Regions from separate parts of the Homo sapiens genome. Here region 1 is linked to region 2. A link is a loop called in an ENCODE intact Hi-C map of the cell type or tissue named here. Cell type or tissue: ascending aorta. All regions are shown on one strand. Links, peaks and the distances in the headings refer to the core of each region. The heading gives the core; the rest is flanking DNA. Region 1 overlaps GPC6 (glypican 6). Region 2 overlaps GPC6 (glypican 6).

Region 1 (16,459 bases), core at 4,063-12,062, 160 kb before region 2:
CAAGATGAGATTTGGGTGGGGACACAGCCAAACCATATCAATACTGAAAGAAATTTATTGCCTCTCAAAACTGAGGAGTCAAGAGAGAAAGTAAGCTGCCGGTGAAGCTGGATTCAGTGGCTCAGCAGTGTCACCTGGAACCAGAGTCACTGCACCTCTGCTCTGCTTTGTAGGAGGTGGTCTCTCCCTGAGACTGGCCACCTTGGGGTTGCAAGCTGGCTGCCAGCAGTATCTGAGGCTAGCTGCTTCCTCATTCATGTCCAGCAGGAAACACAGTCTTGTTAAATTGCTCCTTGAGAACCAATCAGCTGCTTTGCAAGGATCCCTCAGCAAATGTTTCTTCTCATCTTTCTGTCTCAGAATGGGACTGCGCCCAGCCCTGTGACACACTCAGTGGCTGGGGCTTGAGTGTGTTGTTGGCTGGCTCACAACAGTGAGGGCTACCCTGGCACCTGAAGAATCAGTGTCACCCAAGCTGCTCTGCCTGGAAATCCAGGGTTCTGTTAGTAAGCGAAAGGAGGGAATGGAGAGGAGATGACTGCCATTTTTAGTTTCTCTTTTTAGTCATCTACTTGGATGTTAGGAAACTTAAGAATTTAGGAATTTGGGTCAAATTTTTTTCTCCTACATCTGTTATCTAGTTTTTTTTCTTCTGCATTTTCAGTTAGACAGCTGGACATTGAGCATATATATGTTGTGATTCTTCATTTGTTCAGGAAGTAGTTCATTTTATGGATAGTTTAAGTAAGTTAAATTCAGTATTAAAACCACTCATATTTAATTTTCTTTAATGACACCATGGACATGGACAATAAGGGTTACATGTTGGGGTACAGAGACCAGAGTCGTCCAAGAAATAGCCTCTTTCACCTTTGGTTGTTTCTCTCAGGATAGAAATAGCTCACCATGAAGCTTATTTCTGGAGTGAGAATTTTTTAAAACCTTTTATTTTCTTCCAAATAAATTTAAGATGATCTGAATCATTATTTTTCTCACCATCTATTTATGACTTAACTAAAGCTACTGTATATAAAATATTGTGCCAGTATTGATGGGAGACATCAGTTTTCTTTTGTGCTAACCACTTTTTTGTTAATTTTTATTATGGGAATTTTTAATCATATGCAAAAATAGGTGGAACAGTATCTGGCGAACTCCTATTTTCTTATTATCCTGTTTTGATAATTATCTACAGTCGTGCTGGCCAGTTTTGTTTCATCTCCATCCCCCTACTTCCTTCCACCTCCACCTCCCTTGACTCCCTGTAGGATTTTTTTCAAGCAAGTCTCAGACATTATATCATTTTTCCCCTAAATTCTCATGTATGTATCTCCAAGAAATAGAAACTCTTTTTAAAAAAACAATAACCAAAATACCATCATCACATCTTTAAAACATTTTTAAAAATAATCCCTTAGTCAAATCCACAATAAGTGTTCAAATTTTATGGGAGGTATTTTTAAAAGGTAGCTTTATTCCCTATACTTGACTTGATAATCTAGTTCAGAGGGATGAGAATTACATTCACAAAAGGATTAGAAAAGTTATATTCCAATCAAGCACTAGATTGCCAAGTAGCAATGCAACTGCTCTGCAAGGTCACTGAAGGGCTGGGTGGTTCAAGAGAGCCCTTGGAGAAAATGGCAGGACTACAGTGCAACTTCACACCGAGCCTTGGAAAGGCATTGCATAATCTTAATTTTCTTAAAATTGGAGGCAGGATTTAGGACACTTGGAAAGGCATTACATAATCTTAATTTTCTTAAAACTAGAGGCAGGACTTAGGACAATCAGATACAGTATAGATGACTAGATAAAAATGAGAATAAATATGCAGTGTGTAGAGGGTGTTGGGAGAGTGATCTGACCAGTGATTGAGTGTGAAGCAATTACAGTACTTAAATTTGCAAGAAAGATATTAACTCTTATCTATGAGATGCCACATGAAAAGCAGAGAAACAAAGAAGAAAAATAAAGCACTTACAAGACTTTAGATCACTGACCACCTGGTTGGAGCCTTAACTTCATCACATACCAACATGTGAACTTGAAAAAACAGCTTGACAACTTTGAATACTCGTTTTATATTATCTATAAAACTGTATCTATTGAAATAATGTCATTAGTCCTGTGTTACTTACATAGCACATTCCCAGTAATAAGCTACTTAATATTGGGATACAACTTTGTAGTTTGCACATTACTTCCAGACTCATCACCTTTATTTTTTTTCTTTGTACCCAGCGAGGTAGATCTCATTATCCCAATTTCCAAATGAGAAAACTCAGGCCTCAAGAGTGATTTGTCACTGTCACATACAAGTTATAATTGAAAGGTATTGTTATTGTTATTCTTGTATGATTAAGCAAACAGTCTAGAGAAAGCAAAATACTGACATACATCTCTGGATAGAAGACTTTCCACAATGTGAAAGTGTAACAAGCAGTAAAGAACCACGTGAAAGTCACATCCAGTTAAATTTTCTGATTCAGGGTTTTAAAATGGCTATTAGTGCAAAATAAATCTTACAGTCCTTATACTGAGATCTTCCTCTTCCTGGGATAATAATTGGGATGATTTCTACAGTGATAGAGCGGATAACAGGGATAGAATAACTTAAAGAATCTCATCATAACTATTATCTCTCACTCTGCTACCTATGGACAGGGCAAAATTCCTCCAAATGAAGTGAAAATAAATTGATTTTTTTTTTACAAAATAAACTAACTAGGGATTTCTGGAAATATAGTGAAACATAGAATTTAGTAGCATTTAATAATTCTATTTTAATATAGATAGGATTTAGAGTTTAAATAAATTAACACCATTGCCATTCTGTTCTTCAAAGTTGTATTCATGAAAACTAATACTAGCACTATGGAACAGAGTGTGGAGATTTTTTAAAGAACTAAAAGTAGAACTACCATTCAATCCAGCATCCCCACTCCTGGGTATCTTCCCAGAGGAAAAAAAGTCACTATACAAAAAAGATAGCTGCACATACATGTTTATAGCAGCACAATTCACAATTGCAAAAATATGGAACCAGCCCAAATGCCTATCAGTCAACGAGTGGATAAAGAAATTGTGATATATGTATGTGTGTGTGTGTGTATATATATATAATGGAATACTATTCATATATATATGTATACATATATGTATACATATATATATACACATATATATATATATATACATAATGGAATACTATTCAGCCATAAAAAGGAATGAATATGGCATTTGCAGTAACCCTGATGGAATTGGAGACTATTATTCTAAGTGAAGTAACTCAGGAATGGAAAACCAAACATCGTATGTTCTCACTTGTAAGTGGGAGCTAAGCTATGAGGATGCAAAAGCATAAGAATGACACGATGGACTTTGGGGACTCAGGGGAAATGGTGGGAGGGGGTGAGGGATAAAAGACTACAAATTGAGTTCACTACATACCGCTTAGGTGATGGGTGCACCAAAATCCCACAAATCACCACTAAAGAACTTACTCATATAACCAAATACCACCTCTTCCCCAAAAATCTATGGAAATAAAAATTTTTTTTAAATTATATCCATGAATGCTTTTGGGTCTTGCTAGGTATGCTATAGTGCTACAAAGCTAGCATTTATCACTATTTTTACAAAACTAAACTCCAATTATTTGTACTTTAACAATAGTTTCTTTGACCAAAATTATATATTAGATCAGAATAATATGATTCTGTTGCAGGGGGATAATAGCTACTTGCTTGATCAAATCATCTTCTATTCTTATTTTCTCCCATAGGGTATAATTGACCTCCTAATAGTAAATTTACAAATACATATTTTGTGTATATGAATTTATTTATTTATACATACAGAAGAGCTTTCAGGAAGAAAATTTTTCATGTATTCCCAAGTATAAGCTTTAAAAAGTAGGGCACGTTAAATTTCTTCTGCTAATTGATTCTTGGCTACGTTGTACTCTATGATCTATGCAAGCAAAATTGATGTGAATGTGAGACCTCCCTGTCGATAATGGGATCCCTACCTGACTCCTAGCACTGGATAATGGAGGAGCCCTTGGTTATCGTCATCCCATGTCGAACTTTGTGATTTCACACTTCATAATGCAAGAGTATTACTTTAAAATGCATTAAACTTCTAAAGATAGCAAATAGCCTTTTGGATAATGCATTTTAAATAGACTCTAAATTCAGAATTTTAAAAAATGTTCGTATTGTAAGACATCATAATAGCTCTTATATCGCATCCTGTTGCTATGCCCTACTCTCTTTTCCTAGGCTTTGCCTTCTTCCTCAGAAGATAGCCTGTCGTTGCAAACCCATTCATGTTGCAACCTGAGCCTGAATTCCACTCTCCATAATAGGCCTGCGCCTCATCCTTTTTCATTTTTAGAAGTCATCTCTCTGTCAGTAGAACTGATTGGGTATTGTTTAATATGGAGAGGTCTTATAAATAGCTTTCCTGGCTAAAAATTGAACATAGAGATTTCAAATCAGCCCCCTCCCCCTGCACCATACATTATAGCTATCTGTTTTGTAATCTTTTTTATTAGAGAAGATGACAGCACATCCTGACATAAATCATCACTCATAATAATACAATACATATTTTAATCTCCTCAGAAGCATTAAGCTGTAGTACACTGTTGTCAAAGAATGCTGACATCCAAAGGACTCATAATAAATATTTGAAACCTGAAAACATTTAGTTTTAAATTTTCATCAAATATGTATTTAGTCCAAATACATTAAAATTCCATAACCAAGTTTAAGAACTTAATTATGAATTACCTACAATGATCAAAGTTATTTTGGTAAAGTTGATTTCTCAGCTTCAAGTGCTAAATGGAATAAAATGAGCATGGACTTAATAGAATAATAAATTAAATAATCATCCATTTGGAAGTTGCTATCTACTTCTTCATAAAATCTAGATTTCATCTCTTTATCGAGAGTTAGGTAAAATTAGACTCTAGATGTTTTTTCCATTTATATTATCAGCCAGCCAAATTTTAAATGGTGCATAGTTAATAATGTTATGGAAGTTTGAAGTCTTTCCAAATTTGGTTCATTTAATTTCTGACAACTTATGGTCCAAAGTATTTAGAATAAAGAATAGAAATATTTGGAATATTGCCTGGTTGCTTATAGGAGAAAAGCTGTTCTTGTGTAGTCATAACAGTGTTAAGGGGTGAACAGAGAGAGAGAGTGCAAGAGGGCGTGTCCCAAGTTAAGGTCCCTCTGAATGAAATTTCTGATTTTATTTTAGCTAAATGATTAACTAAAGATGGACGAGAAGATTCTTCAAAATCTCCTTTTTCACCCTACCTCATTATGTTTAAATGGTCATCTAAGAAATTATGGATACTATATTTAAATTCATGAGAACTAGATATCAGTGCTTTTAAACAATGTCTTCATTTTTCAAGCTACATTACAGCAAGGAGAATGAAAAGGAATGTGGAATAGGAGAGAGTTGAGGACAAAAGAGTGTATGGAAGGAGAAGGGTAGGAATTTTCTAGACAAACAAATGTGGAGGGAAGGGAGAGTGTTCCAGGCAGAAGGAACAGCACGTGCAATCATGGAAATATGAGAAGGGCTGGAAGATTTGAGGAGCTGCAAGTCTTGCTAGAGCAAAATAGCGGGTATGAGGGAAGAGGAAGAGGAAGGTAACAGAAGACTATCTGTCATATTTAAAGGGCTTTGTAAACTACAGAGGAGTTCTATATCTTAAGTCTTATAAACAGGAAATACCCATTCAAAATTTGAGTGAAGAAGTTGACTAATAATAGTAATGCCAATTGCTTATTCAATACCTTTTATTTTACTGTCAGTTGTTATCTATTCCATAACAGTTTTATTTATTCTCACTATATCATAGGTTACACATAAAATGCTTATATAATATTTAGCTATAGTAAGTGTTTGTACATAAATTATCTTCCAGCCTTACAGCAACTTGCGAGATAGGCATTATCATCACTGGTTGTCATAGGATGTTCAGAAGATTAAGTGATTTGACCAAGACAACTCAGCCAGTAAATGACAGAGCCAAACGTTGTACTTGGGTCCCTCTGGCTCCAAAACCTGCCCTCTTTACATTCTATGACAACGTCATTCTTGCATTCTATAAACATATATTGTGCCCCTTCTGTGATACTGGATGGAGGCTTATCACTCTCTGCTATCTCGGAGATTCTATTTGGCTGTCTTTAGGTCAGCGTGCTCACGCATAGATTTGTTGGCTGTTAAAGCAGGGAGAAGACAGCTTGAGGGAAACAGTCCAGGTGGGGGTGGAGCCCGTAATGTTGGGGGCCAGGGAGGAGACCATAAATGAAACAATATCATCATTCCCCTAATAACATTTTTATGTCTTCCAAGTAGTGCTAAGTTCCCAGCATATTCTGGACCTACCTAATAAGTAAATCTTTTCGGGCCAGAGCCACATTATGACTTTCATGGGCCCTGGGCACTTTTGCCTTCATGGGCACCTTCCTCCATGAAAGAAAAAAGTATATATATTTATTATATTTTATCTACATATTTATTTATATGTCCATATATTATAAATACATATTTGTATATGCATTTATATATTTATAAATATATATAAAATATATATTATATATAATTATATTTTACAACTGAATTGGAGTAAAGGCGAATATAGATGGGATTCATGATTTTACATTAATTATTATATTCATTTTTTATTCTGATTTTAAAAGATTAAAGTGAAAACACTTTCGTGGGCCCTGGGTGCTGTGGGTAAGTAGGCCCTGGTGAAGACTGGAATGTTATGTGTCTCCATATGGTAAAATAATGCAAAGTTAATGCCGGAAGGCATTACCCTCCGTGGGCGTGGGGATAGAAGTTGGACCAGGGTAAGTTCCACTTATGACAACAGTTTCGTAAGAGGCTTAGGCAAGTGGGAGCCGCTATTAAGGAAGGCAGACTTTAAATTATTACACAATTAAATTGTAGTTTTGTCTTTCATGAAGGCTTGAGCAAGTTTACCTTTTTGACAAGCTTATTTACTACAGGATAGGAAACAACGTTTGCAATATCACTTTTAAAAGAAAAGCAACAGCTTTCAAGAAATGATTTCCTCTGTTGATGCAGTTGCAATAATTTTCAATATCTCATTTGTGGTGCAGAAAAATGAAATACCTCAGCCTTGGAAAATGAACGCAGAGTGAGATCACAAATTGATCTTGGCAGGAAAGAGGCAGGCAAAGGATTTTAAATACTTTAAAGTACTCTGCACCTCCAAAACACTGTCACTCTGAAAGTACAGTAATCAGGGGTGGTATTTAGAATGCCGAAAGATATACAAGAGATGGAGAAAGCCAATACTAAAATCTTAAAATACTAGAACTCAGAGGGTTAGAGGGTTAACTTCTGGAAGATTAAAAGGACAGTTATTGTGTCTCTGTGAATACTTAATAAGGCCAGAAAACATACCGAGCCAGAAATAAACAGATGCAAAGAGCATAGAGATGTGACTGACTCTTCCACAACAAATTACAAAGGCATATTAGAAAGCACTGCTACAAAGGAATGAATCCTTTGTATCCCTTGCGGGATCCTGAGAAACATGCCATTGGGAGAGTGGTTGATTGGGCTAAGGGTCCTGGTTTTTGAATCAGATTCACACTCCCTGGAGATCCACAGAGAACGTCACAGAGAGAACACGTGGCTGCAGGAGCCTTATGTGCTGAGCCCACTTTGATGTTGCTGGAGAGTCCTACTCCAGCATCTTCCTATTTTCTCAGTTCCAGAGAAAATGAAAAAAAATGAACTTTTGCTTTAGAGTGAAGGGAAGTTGGATGAGAAGTGAAGACTGGAAGTTGGGCAGGCGGGACCTCTGGGGATGAACTTTCACCTGTCACAGTTTCAACTTATTTTGTGGCACAGAGTTGATTAAAAGAGCTTTCCTTTGGCACTGCTACTGTTGGAGGCAAGAAAAGGAAATGCTAATTTCTGGAAACTAGAATTGCTGCCCCTAAAAGCACAAGAAATAATGAGTGCTCTGAAAGAAAACACAGACAGGCACGTGATCCTCAACCAGAAAGCAACACACAAGCAATGGCATCAGCAGTTATTGAAATCCTAGCCTCTTTTTCTGATGCCAAGGAAGAGCAGATAAAAATCAACCTATGTTCCTTGGATGGAAATCAAATTCTCATGCTTGATGGTTTTCACCACTAATTTCATTGAAATGGCCCCGTGCTAACTTGGGCTTTCTGAAAGTATTCATGCCAGTAACTCAGCCTCCGAAGGGTGCCAGAGGGACTGAGCTGGTTGGGCTGAGTGGTGAGGTTGTGAGGTGGCTGCTGGCTGCCTGGCAGTCTCAGAGCCCAGTAGCCGCTGTGTGCTGGCCATTGGGGAGAGATTCTGATGGTGACATACTGAGAGTGATTAAATCTGTTTGGAAAGTTAGCCAGAAGGCAGAGAAATTGAAAAGGGAATGTAGTTCATTCCTTTTGGGCACTGACTTTTCCCCATAAGTATTAACTCTTTGCTATCCTCAAAATCAGACTGGATTTTCACGTTTTCAAATTTGAAACTCATGGAAAATGCCAGACTGAAAACTATCAAAGTGTTTGCAAATGCTGAAGAGAATGGGAATAAAGCCATGAGAGTTTTCAGTAAATTGAATTTGCTTAGGTAGATTGTAACAACTCTCTTGTGAGGGCATTTGAGCCATCATGTTTAATTTGGGCCATTTAACAAAGATCCTGGGAGTGGAGAATTGAAAAGAGTGGGACTTACAGGCTTTCTCTGGGATTGTGTTGTTTTCTGCCTACTCCATGTCCAGAGTGCGAGGAAATAAATCTAGGATGTTCTTAATGTTTGGAGGCTCAGTTTCTTAAGACGTTGGCTCTTTAGTTGCTTATTTGTGTAGTCCCTGTGAAAATAAGTGTGCCTTTTTAATTTAGCTGAGTGTTATTTCATTGTCTTTGATTCTTTTCACCTGAGTATGGTTGGGTTTGCAGAAGCCCAAGTGTACAACCTGTTAGCCTCTTTGGTCATGCAGAAAGGCCCTTCACCACCATTGGGACCTAACAGTACTGATTCTGCTACTGAAGTACTGATTCTGCTACTGATGGTCTCAATAAATCAGTAAGACTGAATTTCTCATCCTATAGCAAATTTACCCTTACACGCAAGACCATTGAAAACACAGCCAGCGCAACATAGATTTTAGACCTACTTTTTATGGTATGTTTATGTCATTTATTTTACCTCTGTTTTCTGGATGTTCTCAAATGAAACATTAGGAGACTTTTCAGGAAAAACAGAAGGCTGTTACATTTTGACTATGAGAACACCTGGGAAGAGTAAGGGTGCATAAGCGAAGCAGCTTATTAAGTGCTTCAGTAAAAGTAAGGGAACTAATTTGTCACACTGCATGACATTCAAAAGAACAAATGCCTCCTAGACTAAAATGCTAAGGAAGGGAACTCTAGGGAGAATGGAAAATTCCAAAGTATATTCATGATAAGAGATGCCTGAATTGTAAAAAGGGATTTTGCTAGGGGGTAAAACCAAGACATTTGTCCTTTCCCTGCATTTTAGTTGTTACCAGCTTGAGTTTCTTGAGGCCCTAGTTTATCATCTCAGATTTCCTAACACTTTTCATGGCATGTAGCTGCAGATTAGTATGAAAAGCACAACTGCGTGCTTCAGTGAGCCTCTACTTGATTCTTAAAATGACAGTGATCTGGAAGGAAGGAATCCCCTCTGTTACCCCAAAGTGCAAAAACCATGAAACTACAAAGTCCCGTGGCAGAAGCTCCATATGGAAGGTGTACTAGCTGTACAGGAGTGAAGCCCATAAACAATTGTGTTAAGTGCTGAAAACGTGGAATTGATGAGCATTTTCAATTTTTTTTTAGGAGGCCAGGTATTTGGATGAATAGTTTGGAAAGACAGTGAGCATTGTTTAAATGCCCCCCAAATTGCACACACAGAGTCCTAGCAGCAGCAACTTGCCCTCAGGCACAGGGGCAATGATTAAAGAAGGTTTTCTTAGATTGTAGTGTTATGGAATCATTATAATCAAATCTACCTGAGGAACCTACCCACCAGAAGACAAAAAAAACAAGTAAGATATCACTGAAATCTTTTTTTTTTCCCAAATAAAAATGCGTATCTCATAGATTCCATATGGTGAGAAGGGAGATGATTTGAGAGATTATCTCAATAGTACATATTAACTGCTCTTACGAGATGATCGAGTGATCTTATTCAGTATATTATTAAATTTCTCTATCTGTAAAATATAATTAATAGCTTACCATTTTCATGGTAATGTTTAAAGATAATGAAAAAATGATAATCACAAAATGTTTTCAGATACTCTAAAGCAGAGGTCAACAAATTATAGCCATCAGCTAAATTCTGCCTGATACTTGCTTTGGTAAATAAAGTTTTCTTGAAACTCAGCCATACTTATTCATTAACATATTCTCTATGGGTCCTTTCCCAAGAGCTGAGTGCTTGTGACATAGAACATGTGTCCCACAAAACAGAAAATATTGCTCTCTGGCTCTTTACATTAAAATGTCAATAAATCTTGCTTTTAGGAAAAACCATCTTAGTTTTAGAAGCTGAACAAATGGACTTATGTACACTCTTACATAAATGACCAAGTTACGTGCATTTCTAAGCCTCTTAACATATATATAGGCCTACGGAGCTCTTAATCAAGGCATGAGAGACAGTATGTTCAGGCAAAAAGGCTTGAGCTGAGTAAAGTTCAGATAGACACTGCCAATGACTGTTCCTGGGCAATGGTCTGATAGAGGCTGTCAACTCATAGTATCTATAAGGGGCACACATGAGTACGGAGCAGTGGTTGAGAAGGACTTGACCTTGGTTAGAGGATAAGCTCTCATTAGCCAACAATGAGATGTGTTGACTAGAAAAACAAATTCTGAGACTGCACCAATATCTTGAATGAGGAAAGGGATACTTCAGCTTCATTCTGTGCAGATCAGTCCACAACTGGAAGACTTTGTTTAGTTTTCTGCCCCCACATTTTTAAGGAATGAAAGACTGTTGAAGCTCATGGAAACTGAAGAGAGTGACCAGGTCTGGCTGGGGACTTGAAACTACACTATATAAAGAATGGCACAAGAAATTGCTATGTTTGACTCAAGAAAAGAAGACTCAGGGGTACACACAAGCCATGTTCAAATATTTGAAGAGCTTACTATTCAGCATAGCTCTTTGGTACAGTTCGAACCAAGGATAAGATGGCTTCCTGGTTAGGACGTGTACAGATGGAGTTGGTGGTCACAGGAGTTTAGAATGTTGTGGAGATGATTCAAGTATCAGTTGGGTGGTTGGATTGGTGACTTCGAGAATTCCTTCAAACCCTAAAATATTTGATTCTGTGAAAAAGATGACCTCAAGGGAGCACTTACAAGTGTTTTCCAAGCTGATTCATTCCCAGACATGTTGGTATAAAGGAGAGGTAGTGATTTTCCAGTTCTAGAAATATAAATATTTAGGTTTCAGTGTATGCCCAAGCTAGCACACCTCAAGGTGGAGCCCGAACTCAAGTTGAGATTTTGAGAACATCACTAGTTCCAGTCACTTATTTTTCTATTTGAACTGAGATTTAAAAGCATGTTTTGATTCCCCATCTGAATATCCTGCTTCTTCTACAGGCTGTTGATAAGCTGAGGGAAACTTAGAAAGCTCATGTACTTTCTGTTGCTCTCTTCTATCTGTAACAAATGTTTAGTAGTTTTCCAATTACTGCAGCAATGTTAAGAGGATCTGTGGTAACGTAATTGCAAAGTGCTCAGGAATTCTTTAAAGGAAGCAGGCTTAATCTTTGATTATCATCTTGATTACCAACTATGGCAATAGCCTACTCCATTGATATCTTCTTATTACTTTTCATTTTTGCTAATAAAAGAGGCTACTAGTTACATATGATTTTAGCTCTCTGGAAATAAGTGACAAAAATGAATAAATCATGTACTACTGTAGGTTGGCAGGCAGGGCACAAGATTACTAAATTTTGCACCATGAAAAAGAGAAAGCTAGAAAGAAATCAATCTTTGGCAAAGCTTGAGTAATCCATCCAATGCAATTCAAATGCATGGGTTAGTGAACCTCTGTGCAAGAGTTCTTATAACCTAGTTAGGTTTAATTAGGACACAGGGACAACCAAAAGGGGAAAAAATAAGAATGTTGAACAGCAGCCAAGTGAATTTTAGAATAATGAAGAAATATCAAATAGGGTAAATCAATGGAGTTAGAGGACACAATGGGGAAATGAAAAACATTCAAAGATAAATTAATGTAGGCCCAAGGGTTATGCAAGCAATTTACTATAAATATACTAGGGAAAAGAGACAGATGTAGGTGAACAAGGAAGCACAAAATTGGTAATACATTGTTATAAGTAAGAAATGGCATAAAACAAATGGTGTGGCAAAGCAGAAGGTCAGTGAACAAGAAAGAAAAGCATGTAAGAAAAAAATACAGACATTCTTTTGTAGATGACATGCTATTTAGCAAAAGTTTGTGCTATCTCATCAAGCACTATAATGTCCTTGTAAATGTCATGTAAAGTAAATTTGGCCAGGCTTATTTACAGTTATGAAAACTGAGCCTCAACTTCTTCCAAAGTCACGGAAAACAGCAGGTTTTTACCTTTCAACCATATATGGAGAGTTTCAGCCAATATGCCCATTTTAGAGCCAGAAAATTCATGATTCCATTAATTTTTTAATTTACCTATAAAAAAGTAAAGTGCACTAATCTCATGTGTGCAGCTCAATTGACTTTTATGTATGAGTACAGGTTCCTGTAGCTATCTCTGAGATCAAGATACAGAGCATCTCCAGGATCCCTGAAGTTTGCCTTGTGTCTTTCTTGGTGTGTATCTCCCAAATATCACCACTCTTCAGATTTCTAACACCATCAATTTTGCCTGTTCTGGAACTTCTTATAAATGAAATTATACAGTATGTACATTTTTCTGTCTGGCTTCTTTCACTCAACATCATATCCATGAGATTCATCTCATGTTCTTGCCTGTACCAGCAGTCTATTATTAGTCATTGCCTCTATTGCAGGACTGGCAAACTTTTTCCATAAAGGGTCAGGTGGTAAATATGTTAGGCTTTGTGGATAATATGCTCTCTGTTGCAACTACACAATTCTGCCTTTGTAGCACAATAGCAGCCATCCACAATGTGTCAATGATTGAGTATAGCAGCTCTGTTCCAACAAATGTTACTTACTAGGATTTAGTCTTTGGACCATACTTTGCCAATTCCTACTCTATGGTGTTCGTTGTAGGAATACATTACTATTTATCCATTTTCTTGTTGAGGAACATTTGGAGTGTTTTAGTCATTTGCTAAAAAGACTGGGTCATGGAATTTGTATTATGGTATTACCAGGTCATGGAATTGGTATTCTGATTGGGTTTAATAAATACTGTCAAACAGCTTTCCAAAGTGGTTGAACCAATTTATACTCCCAGCAATGGAGTATGAGAGTCTAGATGTACTGCTTCTTTGCTAATATTTAGTATAGCTGGTCTTTTTAATTTTAATTATTCTGCATCTGTCTAAAGGATTCTCTGTATGGTTTTAATTTATATTTCCTTGATAAGCATGATATTGAGCATCTTTCATATATATAAGCATATATACATATATTTAAAGTTATATATATCTTTTATATAAATATATACATGTGTATATATAAAAGTATATGTACATATTTATATAAAAGATGTTTATACTTTATTTATATACATATATATATATTTTCCCAAAAGGGAGTATCCAAATGAGCCATATATATATATATATATAGAGAGAGAGAGAGAGAGAGAGAGAGAGAGAGAGAGAGCGAGCTTGTCCAATGGAGAATTTTTTAATTCACCACTTTTAAATGAGCTATTCATTTTATTATTGATTTGCAGAGGTTCTTTATATATCCTGGAAATAAGCTCCTTATATATATTGCACGTATCTCCTCCCAGTTAATATTTCATTCCTAAGACAAGATAAGCAATTAATCTCATAATTTTTTTTCAATAAGACCCTTTCATTTCATCATTGAAATCAGCACTGAGTGGGTTGTAGCATTAACTAGGACATAAGAAAAACATCTCAGAAGTCCAGGAGCCTGTGGAAAGATCAGTACATTCGAAGACGTGGAATAGGATCCCTTCTCTCCTGAGACTATGGTGATCTTTTATACCTCTAAAGGGAGGCAGAGCATCAGGTTCTCGAAGGAACAGTAACCTTCAGGGAGGAAGGTGAAAGGAACTCATAGACATAGCAGAACCGATATTTGGAACTACATCCCCAAAGCAAAGCCTTTCCTAACTCATTCACCATTCCAACTTCCCTGTGCTAAGCATGGAGGGAAACGAGTGACCTTGATATTGTTATTTATAATCTTCTTTTCAAAAAGAAGCCAATACACATGAACCTCGTTTTTAAATGCCTGGCAGATACCCTGGAACAAGCCAAGAATGTTGTTCAGAATTCTATGTTCTGTGCTACACATTCTCTCTTTAGCTATGTATTCTCCTTCTATTAAGTTATTGCAACATAAAGGTGATTTATTAAGATGAGAAGCAGACATTGCTAAAACAGGAAGAAAAGCAAAAAAGAAATAAATGTTTCCTCAGAACCCACAAAGGAGAACAGATGTCAGCAGAAGCAGATGTATGCTTCTCCGGGGTGAAAGAAAGAATCCTTAATGCAATCAGAATCCCTGTAACATAAGTAACCAAGAAAGTAGAACATCGAAAACTTCACAGAACTTCCGCATGTGATGTTATGCATCCATAAGTACTACCCTAAGCGCACAAACTACCAATGACAAATGCTTTAAAACTATTTTTAAAAGACAGAAAAATGAGAATAAACTTGCAAATATAAGGTTATATGTATCCTCTTTTTAGAATTAGAAACCCATTCAGAAGATTTGCCTTGAGGAAGAAGTTATCAATTCTGTATCCTATTTAACTCAATCAGCTAAATAGCTAATGTCTGCTCTTGACCCACATGTGACAGGATGAATGTTTAATTTCTTCCCAAATTTCAACATGTAAGAGAACACGATGTAAATTTTTTAGGTAAACATCATGAGAAAAGTGACTGAATGAAATAACCAAAGTGTTTTCTTCTAAACCACAATGTCAGGATATCAACATTTAAAAAATGTAAAACTTCTATGTGTCAACCACCAAGATAAAGATACTGGGAAAATATTTGCAGCAAATATGACTTTTAAAAGCATGATACGTTAATTATATAAAAAGCTCCTACATATTGATTTTTCACAATGAGCCCTTTAACAGACAAGTTTTCAACAGTCTTGAACTAACAATTTAGGAAAAAAGTAAAGAGAGTTAGCAAACATCAAAGTAATGTTAAACTTACTAAAAAAAAACAAGATATATCAATTGTCACCAATCAAATTAGCAAATAGTTTTGAAATAAATAATAGGCATGGTGATGCCTGATAAAGATGAAATATGCACAAGCAATTTCATATGTTTGGACTATACATCATATAAGGCCTTCGGGAAGCATTAAGAATATTAATAATATTTATATGTTTTAACATAGCATTTTTAGTTATTTCAATATAATCTCCAGAAATAATCATATAAGTTGACAGTATTTTTAAATAGGTCATAATTTCCAATGACAAAACTAATAATAAACCACATGACCAAGTATAAAGACAACTTAATCATTGTCATCTTCCTCTGAATACATATTTGTCCTTAATTTTAAAAAAATACTTTTTATATTCTATCTGTCCAAATTTTCATGTTTTTTTCTTCCAAATCTCTGTCTTTTGGTCTGTTAGTTAGAAATTCTTTAAAAGCATGTATCATTCTTTTTCAGTGGCCTTTTAATTTTTTTTTTTGAGATGGAGTCTCAGTCTGTCGCCCAGGCTGGAGTGCAGTGGTGCGATCTCAACTCACTGCAACCTCCGCCTCCTGGGTTCAAGCGATTCTCCTGCCTCAGCCTCCCAAGTAGCTACCATGCCCTGCTAATTTTTGTATTTTTGTAGAAATGGGGTTTCACTATGTTGGCCAGGTTGCTCTTGAACTCCTGACTTTGTGATCTGCCCACCTTGGCCTCCCAAAGTGCTGGGATTACAGGCATGAGCCATCGCACCCGGCTGGTCTTTAAATATTTTATCTTGTCCTCCTATCTCTCATTATCATTCAACTATAGAGGCATAATAATATAAAGTATGGCAAATCCATTCAATGAGAAGTGGCTATATAAATTGTATGCAAACCATAAAAAATGATTATGTGTAATATTAAACAGTGATTTCAACAATATCATTAAATGCCTATGCATAGAAGAAGAAGCTAAAAGGAAATACACTAGACTACACCCAATTATTGTGTTTCACTCATGGGACAGTGGGT
Region 2 (16,459 bases), core at 2,743-10,742:
AGGACTAGTCGCTGAGGACTAGAAGAGAACTGCAAGCTAATGCTGGCTTCCGGCATTGTTGTCGAATAAAGTTAACACTGGAGCTTCTCTCCAAGTTACAGCCACATAGCAAGATGACAATGAAAAGTCCCAGGGTGAACATTTGGGAAGCTGATAAGAGATTCAAGTTACATGAAGGTATTTGGGAAGGATGCAGCTAAATGGTGGATGAAAATAACCTAGAGGAATGATGGCACACAGAGAGGCAGGGGACCCATGGCCTCTCCAGTGACTGATTTCTGAGAGCAGCGTACATGCCTGTGGCCTCAGGTCACCACCGAGGACCATCTATGAAAGCCTTAAAAAAAAAAAAAAAAAAACTCAAGCCAGACAAGGTAGAAATACTGGTAGAGGACATGAAAACCCCAAAATAGGTGATTGAATTGAATGTGAAGGTGAACAGCATTTGAAATAGCCTTTTTAAAAAAACTCCCTTGAAGGTGAACACAGGGACAAGTTACCAACTGTAATTTAACTGTAAAATGATCAGCGCTTCGAGAGTAGGTTTGACTATGGGGAATGACAGCCACAAGAAGAATCTTGCAGCTATTTTTATCTTCCCTCATCTTGACACCTCCCCTTTTAAAAGAATAAGAGAAACAGAGGCACAAAGTTAAGACTTACGGCACAAAGATAGCAGATAAGAGGCACAGAGATAAGGGACTGAGGAACCAGAACAAGACCTGGGTTTTTTGTTTTTTTTTTTAATTTCTGTTCTAGATTTATGTCCACCCATTGTCCTATCTCAGAAAATGCAGCATAGTTCCAGATTGAAGCAGAATCTGTGTGGCAGCCTATAGTCGTTCACCAAATACTAATAAGGATACGCCACGTTTGTGACATGCGTGAGGATAGACAAAGGGTTTTCACATCCCATATCTCATTTGTAAAACTTGAAACAACTGGAACCAGCAATTTGATGTTTCTCTTGAAGAGACTCCCAGGGCCGAATGTTCTGTTCCCAGGGGCCTAACGTTAGAATCCTCGTGGTGTCTGTGATGTTTCTATTGCCGTCAAAGGTCAAACAAGAGGTGAACAGACATTTTAGGGATTTACTGCTATTTTGTCTCTTCTTTGTCGTCCACAGTACTTTCATAAGTGCCTCTGTTTGGGGAAAAGAAAAGGGAAGGAAGGGAGGAGAGGAGGGAGGGAGGGAGAAAGGAGGAAGAGGAGAAGAGAAGAAAGAAGAAAGATATGTTCCTTTCTGACACCAGGACTATTTTTAGTGCCCAGAGCAACTTCAGAGAATTCTATGATGAAGCCTGGAGAAGAACGCGGCTCACTCATTTGTGCTCACTCCAAGGGGAGTAAAGAAAGGAACTTGGTGAAAGGCAGGGCAGAGGGCAGTCAGTCTGGACGCCAGTAACTACTGTGTGTTCCCAGAACGTTAAATCAACTATGCATCTGAGTTTGCTTTTCATTAAATCACTGTTATATTCTCAAAGACTGCTGATCATGGGAATTTGGGATTCAAGGTCCTCATTTTATAAGCGCTTCCTATATACTAATAGTATAATATCAAGTAAATTATTTTCGGTTGAACTGATGATTAGGAGTAAAAGCTATGGCTCTATTGATTTAAAACAATAAGAAGCTTTCAGCATAAGTTATTTAAAAGGCTCATGGGAATTGTAAAAAGCCCTTCCAGGATTACTGGCTTTTGGTTAAAATCCCTATTACATATTTTTGTCTTCTGGGTTCAAATAATTGCATTTTCTTGGATTGAGGTCAGCTCCTTCCCAACCCTTTTGATCCGTGTGACCCGAAGAGCTCTTTGGTTTACCATGTTTGGCTTTGAGCTGACTCACGCCAAGGCTAAAAGCAAGATAACTTGTTTGGGTAAGCAGAGCAAGACGACAATGAGACCAGAGCCTGATCCTTAGAAGCTCTGACCATGACCTCCTTCCCTCAAAGACGCTCCTTCGTGGTGGTCACATGGGGAAGCCAGTAAGATAGCATCCAGCCAGGCATGCAGATTGACATTACTACCAGGGACAAGCAATTCCAAACATTTCCAGAATTTGCTCTACATTCAGGGATGCTTAGAGTTGGAAGGGATGTTAACATCCATCTCCATGCCCTCACTTTACCAGTGAGAACACTAGAATCCAGAAAGATGAAATAACTAAAATCACTTTGACTGTATTTATTTATATTTTCTTCCACTAAGATCAGGTATTTTTGGTATGCTTGTGCACACACACACACACACACACACACACACACAGGCACATATATTCCAAAATAGAGAATTATCTTACCTTATTTATCTTCCCTCATCTTGACTCCTCTCCTTTTAAAATAATAGGAGAAACAGAGGCACAAAGTTAAGATTTATGGCACAAGGACAGCATATCAGAAGTGCAGAGATAAGGAGCCAGAACAAGACCTAGGTTTTTTATTTCTGGAACAGAAATAAAATTATTTCACAAAATTATAATCACAAAGAAAAAAAGTAGAATCAGACTCCTTGGATCCACTGTCCACTTTCACAAACAGGATGGATCCTCTTTTCTGACAGACTTTATTTTCTTAGAACAGTTTTAGTTTCACATCAAAAGTCTGCCCCCACGTAAATACAGCCTCCCCAACCATCACAAGATGTTCGGTTTGTTACCATCAATAAACCTACATTGACTATCCTTTTCATCCAAACTCATTTAAAATTCACTGTTAAGAGGAATTCTATGGCCTACATGTTGTCACTTTGCAGTGAAAACACAGAAAATGTGCTGGAAACTTTAGTGAGTCCTTTAACCTTTCCTCTTTTAGTTAAATGGCGGGAAGCAACACAGTGAGTGAAAGTAAAGGAGATTTCGAAGAGTCTTTCCAGCTTGCAAACACGGGCACTCTGTGAGTAAGGAAAATTAAGTCAGAGTAACTTGTTCCCTCCTCCTATGAGACAATCTATTATAGAAATGCAAGCGTGGGAAAAGGAGGGTCTACCTCCAGCTCCCCCACTGGTATTTTATCAACAATAACGTTCTCAAGGGACTTTTACAGCTAAATATTTTGGTAGTTTAGCGTCTATCAGCACCAACATGAGACAGCAAATATTCTCAGGATACTTTTGGGACTCCCATATTCCAAGGCATAGAAAGGGGAATTTGTTATCTTTTTCTCCACATGTATGATTTCATGCATAATTTTAAAAATAAGGGCCACTGCCTTCTGCTGGAGCCTGGCTGTTCACGTAGCTGTAACGGTTTTACTAGTTGTGTGTTTGTAAAAGTGCTTTTCCCCCTCTGTGTCAGCAAACTGCATGGCGGACGGGGCTTGGAGACTTGGAATTTCGTGGAGATGATTAATTACAGAGCATCTCATTGCAGATGTTTTTCTCTTCTCCCTTTTGTGGGCCTTTTGCGTCTCTTTCCCAGCTCTTCTCTTCTTCTCTATCCTCTGCACCCACCATGTCCCCCATCTCTACCTCACAGCTGTGGCTTCTCTCAGGAAATGCTAGGCCACAACACAGGAAAAATGGTGTTTTCATATCACGGTTCGTTTACTGCAGTCAGAGCAAAAAACGACAGCAAAACATTCTAAAAATGCCAAGCACTTGGAGGAATGTCTGCTCACGAAACTGACACTTTACTCTGACCCAGGTCCCCTTTTCAAGAGTTTCACTTTTACAGTAACACTGAGGTGGTCACATTGACTAAAAATATAGATTCAAAAGTGAGTGGGTCGGAGTATTTTTGTGAGAGGTTTTTCGTCTTTGTTTTTTCACTTTATTAACAGGAAGTGTGATACCCAGTAAAAAAAATCACTGCCCCTTATAAAATGGAATCTAAGTGCAAAGAGTTTCACCTAGTTTTCTCTTTCCTTAAACAGCTTCAGTGCCTCCTTTTCTTAGGGCAGGAGTTTAGCTGAGAGATTTTCTAGGAGAGGAAACAGGGCCACATTGCACACCTGGAGATGGTAAACCTGCCTTCTTCATCCAAGCATGCTTCCTCCCCCTTCCCCTCCGATTTTGTTGGGAGAAAAAATAGGAAAGGGTGATCTTTCCTGCTTCCTGGAGATCGCCTACAAAGCCAACAGTAGAGAAGGATCTGTGGCTGTTGTCTCAAAGGATTCCTCTGCACATTAGACCAGCATTCGGAATATGTGGGACTCGGATCATTTACATGAGAAACTTATTAAAATACTGATTCCCAAGGGCCAACCCAGGGCCACACTAAGTCAGCCAGTGGGGTACAGGGGACAGCAAATCTGTATTTTTAACAAGTTCGCCTGTGATCCTGATAGATACCACCTCACATGCTAAGTGGACTGCTACTGCTTTGAGAACCTACCTTTTCCATCTTTCCATGCCCGATGCCAATGTGTTCAATGCATGTTTCTTGGAAGAATGACTACTCTTAATTAGACATGTAAAATGACTTCGTGGCTCCTACATGGAAGGATTCACCCTAAAGTGAGGTTTCCAGTGGAGAGAGGGAAAAGCCACACGAAGACTTCCTGGGGATGCTGGAACAAAGCTTTGCTTTCTGGCTGTTCTGTCGCTGTCCTGTCGTTGGTCTCACTCATGGCAGCTGCCGTCTGACATCACTGCTCTGTGTTTGTCAGGAGCAGACGTGAAGAGAGACCCCATCCACAGCCAGCAGCATGGCCCTGCCTCCTGCAAGTCTTTCTAGGAAGCAATTGTATATAAATTATAAACAAACAAATAATATTTCTGAACCTTATGTTAGTCACTGCACTGAGTATTTCAGGGAAAGGAAAGGGGGCTCATTCCAGTCTGTTGCTCCACGTCCGCTGGGGAAGTGGGCAGCCTGCTGTGGGAGGAGATGCTGGCTGGGGAGCCCCTGCATCACTATGTGACCTTCGACAGGTCACTGCCCATCACCAAGCCTTCGTTTGCTCATCGTTAAAACCAGGGGTGAACTGCAGAGGCCCTGCAGTCCCTTTGAGCGACAGGACTGTAAGCTTCTGTGTGAGTGTGAAATGTGTTTGCTGTGACCCCTCTGAACATTGACCAATGGGTCCCCATCAACTCTGGAGCTCCTGAGGAAGAACCCCGGGGGGGGCTGAAATGGAGTTGGTGAGATACTTCCCACTGACACTGGAGTTCTCAGCTTTATTTCCCTTTTGAAAGAGCTGGTTAGTATCTTTTAGAGTAAGATTTGTATTTCTTTCTTGCCCAAAATGGAGCCAGAGAGGGACAAAATAAAGAAACTAAAATGTCCTCAAGAATATCCAAAAAGAACAGAAGTGCAGGAAAATGATGCTTAAAATTTAAGCTCCTGAAAACATTTGGCAAAACGCTGGGTTCTCCCTGCATGTTCAACGTTAGGAATTTTCACATGAGTTCACAGTGTTCCCAGGGCCCACCGCACCCTGGGCCCCTCACATCTTCCACCTCGAAGGATGTCGTTCCCAGCAGCAGATCTGTGCCTCGCAGTACCGTCTGCAGCTGCCATTTGCTTAGTCTGGGAGATGTCCAATTCCTCCCTCAGAAGAGAATCACGCTTTCATTTTCCCTTTGAGGTAGCATGTCCCAAATTACACAGCCAAGGTCTTCATCCCAGGGGGGAGGTTTATTCTCCACAGGATCTGCAGACAGTGAGAAAATGCATCTGATCTTGAAAACTGTGGTTGAACAATTGTGTAAATGTAATTGAAATTCATGTTTTTCCAGATGAAAATGGACCTCCATTCACAACATGGGATTGAATGGGTTTAGGAGATTCAGAAAATCTTGGGTTGTCTGATAATTTCCCAATATTGCTTTACTTCTCCTCCTCCTCTTCCTCCTCCTCCTTCCTCCTACTCCTCCTCCTCCTCTTCTCTTACCTTGGTCCTATTTGGGACAAAAAAAAAATCCCTGGGTCAGAAATTTTACCCTTTCCCATAAACATGACTTTTTGAACCTCCCAAGAGGCAGAAACGAAGCCAAATGTGATTACTCAGCCTCTAAAGTTTCATCATGTAGTGATTCATCAAAGGAGCTGAAGGTACTGCGCATTGCTGAACTTGAATATGCCTTCTGAGAGGCTCCTACCATGTTGCTTTCATGAAGAAATAGTGATCCTTGAAAGGGAATTTCACACTGGAACAGAGCAACTGTGCTGCCTGCTTTCTCTGTGTTCCCTCGATCAGGACTGATAACTCCCTGCATAAGTTTAATCCCACCTTTCCTCTTCTTCTCTCTCTCACATTAGCAATTCTTATGGAAACGATGCAACCCTTGCCTATGTTATGCCTGCCTAGTAATAATTTTTAGGATCATTTTCAAAGATCCTGGGGCCAGCAAAATTTTTACCGTTTAAAGTCTGTTTGGCCACTGGCCAAGTGACCTTGGGCGAGTCAGTTAATTTCTCTGAGCCTCTAACTCAGGAACTCTCAGTCTTGACTGTACATGAAAATTACCTGGGAAACATTAAATACTGATGCCTGGGCCTCGTATTTAGAGATGTTGATCTGTTTGGCTTGGGACTGACCCAGCATCTGTATTTGGAAAGCTTCCTAAAGCATGTCCTTGGGGTGCAGCCAAGGTTGCTAGCCACTTCCCCAAGTCCTTGTTTATCAAAATGTGATTCCTAAACTGGCAGCATCAGTATCACCTGTTAAAAAAATGAAGAATCACAGGTCCTACCCCAGGCCTGCAGCATCAGAACCTGCATTTCAACAAGATCCCAGGTGATTCGTAGGTACATCATGCTAAGAGAAGCACAGCTCAAATCCTTGTCTGTTAAAGGTGGATGATAATAGTCAATATGCAATGAGCTCTGTGCTCCATGTTTTTCCCTGTGTAATCTCAAAAAGGTACAGAGGAGAAACTGCATATTCACCTATATATCTCTTGAGACCTTAGCCTATTTCAAAAAGCTCTGGATACGAGATCTAGTGGGTTTGTTGGGTTGATTGCTGTCCTTTTATGTGGTTTTCTTAAGAGGCTGATTGTTACATTGATATAACCATATAAGACTGTTCTACGAGTTTAGTATCTTCCTCTGATCTCAGAAATTGGGCCTCCCTCCAAATATTTAATAAAAAAATTTGCCTCCTTTTTCTATCACATTTTAGATTGATTTGGAGGGTGCTACATCAACTCTAACTGGCAGATTTAAGAAACTGTATGCAGTGATTTTTAGGATGGGGACTAGTACAATAGGTAAACCAGAGTTGGGGTCAGCTAGTCAGACAAGTTTCTTTGCAGCAATCAGCAAACTATGACCTACGGGCCGAGCCACCTATTTTAATAAATAAAGCTTTATTGGAACACAGCCCTGCTCATTCATTTAGATATTGTCTAATGCTGTACTGACAGTACAATAGCAGCACTTAGTCATCTCGATAGAGACCCTATGGTCTGCAAAGCCTAAAATAATACTACCTATCCTTTCAGAGAGGAAGTTTGCCCGTCCCTGATTTACAGCAACCCCTAAATGAGGCCAGGGTTGAGTGATTGCTGACCATCTGGGCCCATATTTTTAGTTGGTTCCATAGCCCAGTGTACACCCCTAATCCCAAGCAGATTTTAAGCAGCTGTGTGGTTACATGGAGTCAGGCAGAGGGCCCAGAACTGATCTATCTGCATTGTAGCCACAAATAAGAACAAAGAGAGGTTCATCCTTGTCCACGGACAGCAGCATTTGTCTGTCAAGTTGTTGGAAGTATTGCTTGAGTGTCCACCTAAAATGGACCCTTCATAAATTCATGCATTTCCAAATAGTATGAGAAAGGATCCTAGTATGAAAATTCTGAGTTAAACCTGGGAATACAAAGATTTTTAGGCAAGATGGAAAGCAAGGATCACTACTTAGGAAAAGTAAAAGGTGAATTAATTTGGGTACCAGTCTTTTTCAAGCAAGAGATTTCTTCCTCAGGGAAAGTTTTAAGCATTGGAATATAGATATTAAGCCAATTTTGGATTATATCAAAGAGTTCGTCAACTAAAAACATGTGCTCTTCTCTCTCTTTTTTTCTTCTCGTCAATAAGCGATGGAGAAATCTAAAGTCATGTAAGATTTTATTTCTGTTCTCCATCTGAGTCTCAGTCATTGCAAACTATGAGGCAGTAATGCTTTGTGCAACAGGAATTAAAGAAGGGAGAGGTGGATAAGAGCAGGCTGGAAGAATCTCCCCGAACAGGTTCTAGAAACTGGACATTCCTTTGACTATTACCCGATATTCAAAAATTTAATTTTTTCTTTTATAATTCTTTTGGGCCCCTTTTCTCATCCTTTTTTGGCTTTGGTTTCTTCCAATAAGTGCTTATGAGGCCAAGAAGTTGGTCACTGGGGGCTTTAACAAGGCCCATGGATGGCAGCTGGATTCAGCTGAACTGTAGTAATTAGCCATCACCTAATCTTATTCAAATGGTGCTCCTAGATCTGCAATGTGATAAATTGTGAAAGTTCCAAGTAGGGGGAATAAAAGAACAAAAGAAAGATACTAGCAGTCTTGGGTCTGACGGATTGCTCAAATTATATTCTTGCTGTTCCATTTTGCAAGTTTTTATCAAAATGGAAAATGCGAAGTCTTTGCCTAATGTCTCTGTACATAGTTTTTGTTGCCAGTTTATTCTCTCTGGTGTGGGGCTGGCTCAGCCGTTGGTCTCTGGCATGGAGATACCAAAATGCAGCTAATCTGCCTTCTGAGTAGAGCTCAAAACATGTGATTTAAAATCTTATGATAGTTTCATAGAAATAATAATGCCGTTGTGTCGAATTGTTGCAAGAAATAGATTATTTTCGAAAAGGTTTTTGTTTCCTGTAATGTTCTGGAATTTTTTATAAACAAAATCAGTTTGGTGGTTTTCACTGAATTGACCAGTAATGAGTTTTGCTATGAGCGAATTTGATGTCAGGAGATTGCAAGAGAAGTAACAGATGTGAGGATCTCTGTTTACAAGAAAGACACTTTTCTCTTTGGCCACTGCCTGTGAGTTATGAGAGAGGTTAACATTTTCTTTTCTCTGTATGTTTACATGAAGTTTCTGGAAATCATTGCGAGGATTCTGTACATGACAGGATTTTCCCAGGGGCGATAGATGAGGGATTTAGAGATGAAATTGGTCTGTGCATCAGGGATGGGAAAGGATTCCAGGGTCTTCATCTGCTTTATGAATTAATATCGGTATACATTACCCTCTTAATATAGTGCTGAGCCAGGAAGTCTTGTGAGCCACCTAAGTTAGCTGTGAAATACTCAGGGCGTCCCTTAATTTTTTACTATAAATTTCTTCCACTTCATTTCTAACTTTGAAGTTTTAGGTAAAGATAGTTTCTCAACTCATATTTTGCCCTTTTCCAGATTATGCATTAGATGCAGTCATGGCCATAAATCTCACTAATGGCCAGTGCTGTACGGCATCTTATGGTCAGCATCTGAGTGTGCAGGCTCTCTGTGCTAATCCTGGGATTCCAGTAAGTCATAAAAACAGCGGCTTAAGAAAGTTTGCATTTTTCCCCTCTTGTCAAACTAAGATAAACCCAATTTTAGAAGAGGTACAGTTCCTATCCCTTCCTGGTGAATCCTAAAAGGAAATCAATACATCAATGCATTGTCCTTTAGTTGCACTTTGTACATTTTCCTGAGAACTTATGGCCAAATTAGTAAATGAAATGTGTAAGACATTGGGCAGTTTTGCAATGCACTTCAAGTCATCTGTCTTAATCCCTGCAATAACCCTAAGAGTAGGGCATTCTCTGTCTTGCTAGTCAGGAAACTGAGGTCCATGGAAGCTAAGTATGTTTCCCTGGGATTGCACAACTAAGTAGCAGAGGTAGGATTCAAGTTCGGATCCTCTGACTCCAATTACCATTCCCTTTCCACTGCAACAGGCTGCTCATGTGTAGGGGAGCATGCAATGAAGATAGCCAGTGAAGCTGAGTCCAAATGCATGATGGAGAAGCCTGTGCAACTATTAGGATGGAGAAACTATTAAGATGGTGGGAAAGGAGAATGGGTGTACAGAGAGCAGAGAAGGAGAGAGAAAGGTCATTTTAAAAAAATGAAATGACAACTTTGAGTCAAGCCCCTTATAGAAGAGCTCACCCTCTTTCTGTTTTCTGATGCTCCCCACATTGCCTTTATCAAGATTTGGAAAGATATATTGAAACTTGGAAGGTATAGGGTATCTTCTGTAGTTCCCTCTATATTGTTTTATTACCTAGAAAGAGCCAGAGGGTGAATATGTTAGACTTTGCAACCCAGTGGTCTCTGTCACAGCCATTCAACTCTGACATTTTTATCTTGAACGCAGCCATGGACAATGCATAAACACATGAGCATGGCTGTGCTTCACTAACGTTTATTTACAAAGCAGCAGCCAGCTGGAGACCACTGTTTGCTGGCTCCTGCCTTAAAACAGTGACTTCCAACCTCAGCTGTACATTACAACCACCTGGGGAACAGCAGAAAATACCAGTGCCCCCTGATTCTTCTCTACAATAACCAAATCTTTCTAAAGTAGAGTGCAGGTATCAATATAGATGTTTAAAGCATGCCATGAAATTCTAGTGTAAAAGTAAGATGGAGGACCACTGTCCTAGATTCTGAAACAGTGGCCTTCTCATTATGGTTCCTGGGACAACAGCATCAGCATTCCCTGGCAACTTGTTAGACATCGAGTTCTCAAGCCCCATTCCAGACCTACGGAAACTGAAACTCCAAGTGGGGCCCCAAAATTGTGTTAACAAGCCCTCCAGGTGGTGCCAAAGCACAACCCAGTTTGAGAAGCACAAGTCTGGGACCTAGAAAATAAGGATTCAGCCCCAGAGCCCTTGCTTGAGTGTCTTCCTGAGCACATCAGGCGTAATGTTCTAGAGCCAGCCCTGGACCTTCCATCGGAAATCCAGCTTTAAGCTCTGCCCTTTACTTCCCCTCCCTAAGCCCCAGAGTCTTCATCTATAAAAAGAGTAATATTAATAGTTATACCTAATTTATAGCTAATTGATGGTGATTGGGTGATTAAAGGTATGTGAAGGCAGTCAAACTATTAGACACCATGCAAATGCAACTATTTATTGTGATTGTAACTAACCCTTCAGAGGTAGAAGTACATGCAGTTATTACTCATGGGCTTGGTCCATGACTCTCAGTCCAGGAGTGTGCTGCGGCCCAAAGGGTTACTACTAAGCATAATCTAGAAAGTACTTAAGAGTGAGTTGTCTTATCCTTACCAAAACCATGGTGGTTCTGGCCCTCTGGAGGGCAACAACGCTATAAAGGGAAGAAAACAGGATCAGAAAGAAGTCCCTATGGAGATAAGGTGATAGAGAGGATACTACCATATGAAAGCAGGAAAAAGCCTTTCAAATTAAGGTGGATAGGATATGCTGAATGTCCACAAACCCTTATAGGAAGTAGACAAAGTAAACCATGTATCCTCCTGGGATCTTTTTCCAGGAGTCTCCGAGCCACACTGGGTGGTACACCTTGATATATAATCCTTGCCAAGAAGTAGTATCAGGTACAATCACAAACATATTCAAAAAGGTCCAGAGACCTTTACGAATAACACACATAATTTGTTCCTTAGACAATCTGGGACACTTCAGAGGCAAATTTACAGTCTTTTAGGTTTGACATCTAGTAGGATAAATAGTTGCCATAAAATGTCCCTTAAACACTGTTTTAGAATGAATATACAATCCTGAAAGAATCAGGATCTAACAAACAGTGGGTTGATTCTTGAGTTCTTGTGAGAAGAAAACCAAGACACTTTGCAAGCTATCTGTTGTTTTATATGTGTGTGGATTTGAACTGCATGTTTCTGAAATAATAAAGACCTTTTGGGAATCAACTATCTTATAGAGACTCCAGAGTTATTATCTGAACTTTAGGGAGAACATCCATGCCAAAATCAGCACCATCTGTTAAATTCCCTCATCGTTCTCTTCCTGTCTTACTGAAAGACCCTGCTCTCTTCACTGTTGTTGTGATTTTTTTTTTTTTTTTTCCTTCTTGTTTGGTCATCTGCAGCATAAAGGGTGTAGAGAGGAGAGTCAGAGAGAAGTGTGTCAATCTTTACTTGGACAGAAGCCCAGGAAGTATTAGTTAGACATTTTCTTATGTAGATTGGAGAGTCATTTTTGTGAGTAAAATGCCCTGCAAAGCATTTTGCTGGTAGATGCTCGGAAAATGTTGAGGCAGGTTAAAATGAGCCATGACACACCCGAGCCGCAGGTGTAGCATTTAGAGTCCAGTGAGGGGGGATTACCTCCTGTTCTCCTGCTAGCTTTGCTGAAATTGTTTAATCCCAAAGGATAAATCCAGGCTGCTTTTCTCAGGGCCATATAACTGCCTTAGTACATAGAGCTGTTGAAATATGAACCAAGCAGGGTGTGAACTAGCTCAAAATATGCTGATTTCCAGATGTTCTTTGATTCTGTCAAACACTGATTGCCCCCAAAGACCATCCTGAGTTGTGGCTGCCAGTGATTCCTCATGTTTCTTTCCATGATCAAGGCAATAATTTTAAAGCCCCGTAGTCTTTCTTATGAGCCTGTGTCTGGGTCTTGTCTAGGTCATATTTTACTTCTCAGTATGAAAATGCAGAGTCTCACTGGATTGCGCTGTAAAATATCTGCACGTCGGTAGCGGTTTTTTAATTTGTTGCTCTTCCCAGGATGGAGAACCTTTCTGAATTATGAACGAAGGGTTGGTGCTCAATATAGTGACCTTCCGTGAAAGAGAGGTTGTGGAATATCTGCTTTCTCTGCAACAACAACAACAACAACAAAAGAAAGGAAAAAACAAGGAAAGTAAATGTGAGCATGTTTTAGGGAAAGTAATCAAAATCCAAAATCATTGAATTTATGTTTACAGAAGGAAAAAAAAATCATTTGCGAAGCAGACTTATCACTCACACTATTATTGCATTCCAAAACTTCATTCTCTTAAGAATTAAAAAAATAAATAAATCCAGAGTGTGAATATATTGGGGATCAAAAATGCTAATGCTTCTAGGAGGTTCTTTTGAATTTGTTTTATGATATCTCAGTAAAATAAAGGCTTATAGAAACCCTTCTAACTGGTGGGTTAAATGTCTACCACTAGAAAGGAGATACCACAAGGAGGAAAGAATTTTTACACCTCCTTCTACTTTCACCCTGTTCAGAGACAAATCTGTGGCCACCAGCCTCAGCATCCCCTGAGCCTTTGAACCAACACATTTGCCCTCATTTCTTATGAGGAGAAATGATACAGAACTCTTTGGAGAGAACTCTTCAGAAGACCTGGATCTGGGTTCACATGGGGGCTTTGACTCATTGGCAGGGATTTTCATGTATTGAAGCCTTGATATTCTCATCTGTAGGATGCAGTAAATAGCGCCTGATGAGGAAAGGGCCATCGTCAAATAAAAATATAAATTTTATTTCATCTAAATTCACAACCTGGTTAGGGGTGAGGGCAGAGTCAGGACTTGGAGCTGCCAGGGCTAGTAACATAGATAGTACATTTAATTCATGATATACATTTTTTTTCTTTTTTTTTTCCTTTTTTGAGGTGGAGTCTCCCTCTTTCACCCAGGCTGGAGTGCAGTGGCGCAATCTCAGCTCACCACAACCTCCACCTCCTGGGTTCAAGCGATTCTCCTGCCTCAGCCTCCCAAGTAGCTGGGATTACAGGTGTGCACCACCACATCTGGCTAATTTTTGTATTTTAGGCAGAGACAGTGTTTCATCATGTTGGCCAGGCTGGTCTTGATCTCCCGACCTCAAGTGATCTACCTGTCTTGGCCTCCCAAAGTGCTGGGATTACAGGCGTAATTCATGATATACTTAAAAAGGTAGTTAGCTGTGTTTTTCAAAGTAATCAGATCTACATTTAAATAATAATATCCAACGGGAGAAGACACAGAAAGCCCTCAGAACTGGGCCTAGTACACAGTGAGGCACCTGTGAACATTCACACCCATTTTCCCTCCTCTTCACGCCTGTGCCATCTGCCAAGTCCTCCATCTCATGAAACACCTGAGGCATTCCATGACCTTCGAGGGCACACGCTAAGTTTGGACAAAGGCAATTCGCACACGTTAAGAAGACTTTCTGCCCTAGTGATTGCTGCTGCATCCTTTCACTTGTCTCTGCATTGCAGTGGATTTCTTTCCGTGAGCATTGTGATTGAGGTTCTTCCTTAGCAACAATCGTTTTAAAAAATAGAAATCACACTTAGATGGTAAATTCTCTCTTTTGGGTCACAGATGTGGGAGATAATCACAGCCTCTTCCAGGGATTACTAATTAGTCAATTCCTAGTAATCTCCAGGGATTACTAATTACCAGAGATTCCTAATCTGCTTCTGGGTGTGGCTGACACCAGAAAGTTTGGGGGAACCCACAAGCAGCACCCAATGCAAATGGGGACAGAGAACCCACTGCTTCAGGAGCAGAGATGACCAATCCTGCTTGCCAGCACCATCTCTGCAGAGAGCAGAAACTCCTGGCTCCCTCTGCTTGCCTCCCTCTACCCCAAGTGACATCCTTGAGTTCACGCCACTCCTGCAGAGAGTTACTGCATCTACCAGATTCAATAATTACACCATATTTGGTCCTGAGGTTTTCTGACCAGCCATGGTCCATTTTTCCCAAGTGCTCCATCATGACAGCAATCTATTGAGGGCAAGTGTGCTCTGAGAAAACTGTACTGGTGATGGCCAGCCTCTACTGAGACCTAACCATCTGCCATGAATGAATATATTCATTCATTTAATCCAGATAAAAATCCTGAATTTTACAGTTGAGGAAATGGAGTCCGAGTGGCCAGAAGAAATTTCATGAATTTTAGAAGTCTGTAGTAAACCCATGTAAAATGCCTCGAGGAGAGCCCAGGCAGGAACTGGTTTCTCTGTCACATACATGAGGCTGAATTAGGGACTGAGTCATGGTGGGAGATGGCTGATGTTTTGGAAATGGCCCTAATATCGAGCTGGTCAGCTTTCTATCTTGCCATTGCCCATAGCTGGAGAAGGGAGTGAGGCCATGATCTCTGTCTGGAATGAGGCATTGTGCTCTAGCCATTGACCTAGCTGGGTAAACCCTGAATCAGTTAGTTAAAGGCTATTACCAAGGGTTCAGTGTGAAGGAGTGTTATTTTAGGAGTTTTCCTTTTTTTTTTTTAAGAGACGGGGTCTTGCTCTGTCATCCAGGCTAGAGTGAAGTGGCGCAAACACAGCTCCGTGCAGCCTCAACCTCCTGGGCTCAAGCAGTCCTCCGGCCTCAGCCCCACAAGTAGCTAAGACTACTGGTATGTGCCACCACACCCAACTAATTTTTATATTTTTATAGAGACAAGAGTTTTGCCATGTTGTCCAGGGTGGTCTTGAACTCCTGAGCTCAGCAACTTGCCTGCCTCCGCCTCCCAAAGTGCTGGGATTACAGGCGTGAGCCATCGCACCCGGCCTATTTTAGGAGTTTTCTTTCCTAATCACTCCCTTCCTAACACCCGCTGTCATTCATAAGTTACGCGATGTAACTTATCTCTTTGACTGCTCACTCGGGGCCTGTGATAGTCAGGGATACAGCCTCAGGAAATTTACTGCTAAAGAGAAAATAAGTTGAATGTGAATATTTTGCAACTTAGGGTCACTGTTATGTTAGAACTCTGAGAACAGGAATGCATGAAAAGATCAAGGGTGGAAGGGGGATGATCTTTGTAGGTCAAAGTAGTAAAATAAAAGTGAGCTGAAATGGAGTGAGATGTAGTCCTTTGGCTCTAAATTTTCTAAGAGGAATGATCTATGGAAACTAAAATCTGCACAATTTTTAAGTCTGCAACCTGCATACTTTCCTTTTTTTTTTTTTTTTTTTTTTTTTTTTTGAGACAGAGTTTTGCTCTTGTTGCCCAGGCTGGAGTGCAATGGCACGATCTGGGCTTGCCTCAACCTCCAACTTCCGGGTTCAAGCAATTCTCCTGCTTCAGCCTCCCCAGTAGCTGGGATTACAGGCATGCACCACCACACCCAGCTAATTTTGTATTTTTAGTAGAGACACTGTTTCTCTGTGTTGGTCAGTCTGGTCTCAAACTCCCGATCTCAGGTGATCCACCCGCCTCACCCTCCCAAAGTGCTGGGATTACAGGCTTGAGCCAGCGCACCAGCCTAATTTCTAAGTTTGCTTAAAGATATAAATCATGAGAAAATTCTCATTTCTCCATAAGGTGGTATCCACTCAGTTGCTTATAGGTATCAAAAAGGTAAAGAATGGTTAAACGGCAACTGGGAGAAACTTAAAACTCCTGGTAATAGCAGGACTGGGATTTGGGGGAAATCATTTTAATTGTGGAGTAGTCATGCATTACTGGAAAATAATCCATCACTAACTGTGGATGTTGCTTGTTACCTATGTAACTCCTCTGAAGAACATTCCCAAAAATTTAGAAAAAAAAAATCTACCAATTATCAAGAATTAGAAATTAAAAAATAAAAAACCCAAAGGAAAGCCATGGAGCTACATTAAAATCATTCCATT

Evidence for each region. Hi-C counts contacts between places; a loop is a spot of excess contacts. Peaks named below come from ENCODE experiments on the same cell type or tissue, not always from the same donor. Only the 100,000 strongest peaks of a DNase experiment are listed, where the experiment ranks them.
Region 1: it touches region 2 in a loop (2.9-fold over the local background); 2 of 110 quality-filtered maps call a loop at or near these places.

Annotation. Positions count from the first base shown.
Region 1 is chr13:94,162,095-94,178,553 of GRCh38, forward strand. The region is part of intron 4 of GPC6 (glypican 6); the gene reads left to right. The region is part of intron 3 of GPC6-AS1 (GPC6 antisense RNA 1); the gene reads right to left. Among named protein-coding and RNA genes, the nearest start is that of GPC6-AS1, 18 kb to the right of the region's middle. In ascending aorta, for the core only: no CTCF peak of the experiment used is centred there; a DNase peak (open chromatin) is centred at 8,327.
Region 2 is chr13:94,323,972-94,340,430 of GRCh38, forward strand. All of the region lies in intron 6 of GPC6 (glypican 6), which reads left to right. Among named protein-coding and RNA genes, the nearest start is that of GPC6-AS1, 140 kb to the left of the region's middle. RefSeq lists an enhancer at 3,383-3,492. In ascending aorta, for the core only: no CTCF peak of the experiment used is centred there; a DNase peak (open chromatin) is centred at 6,010.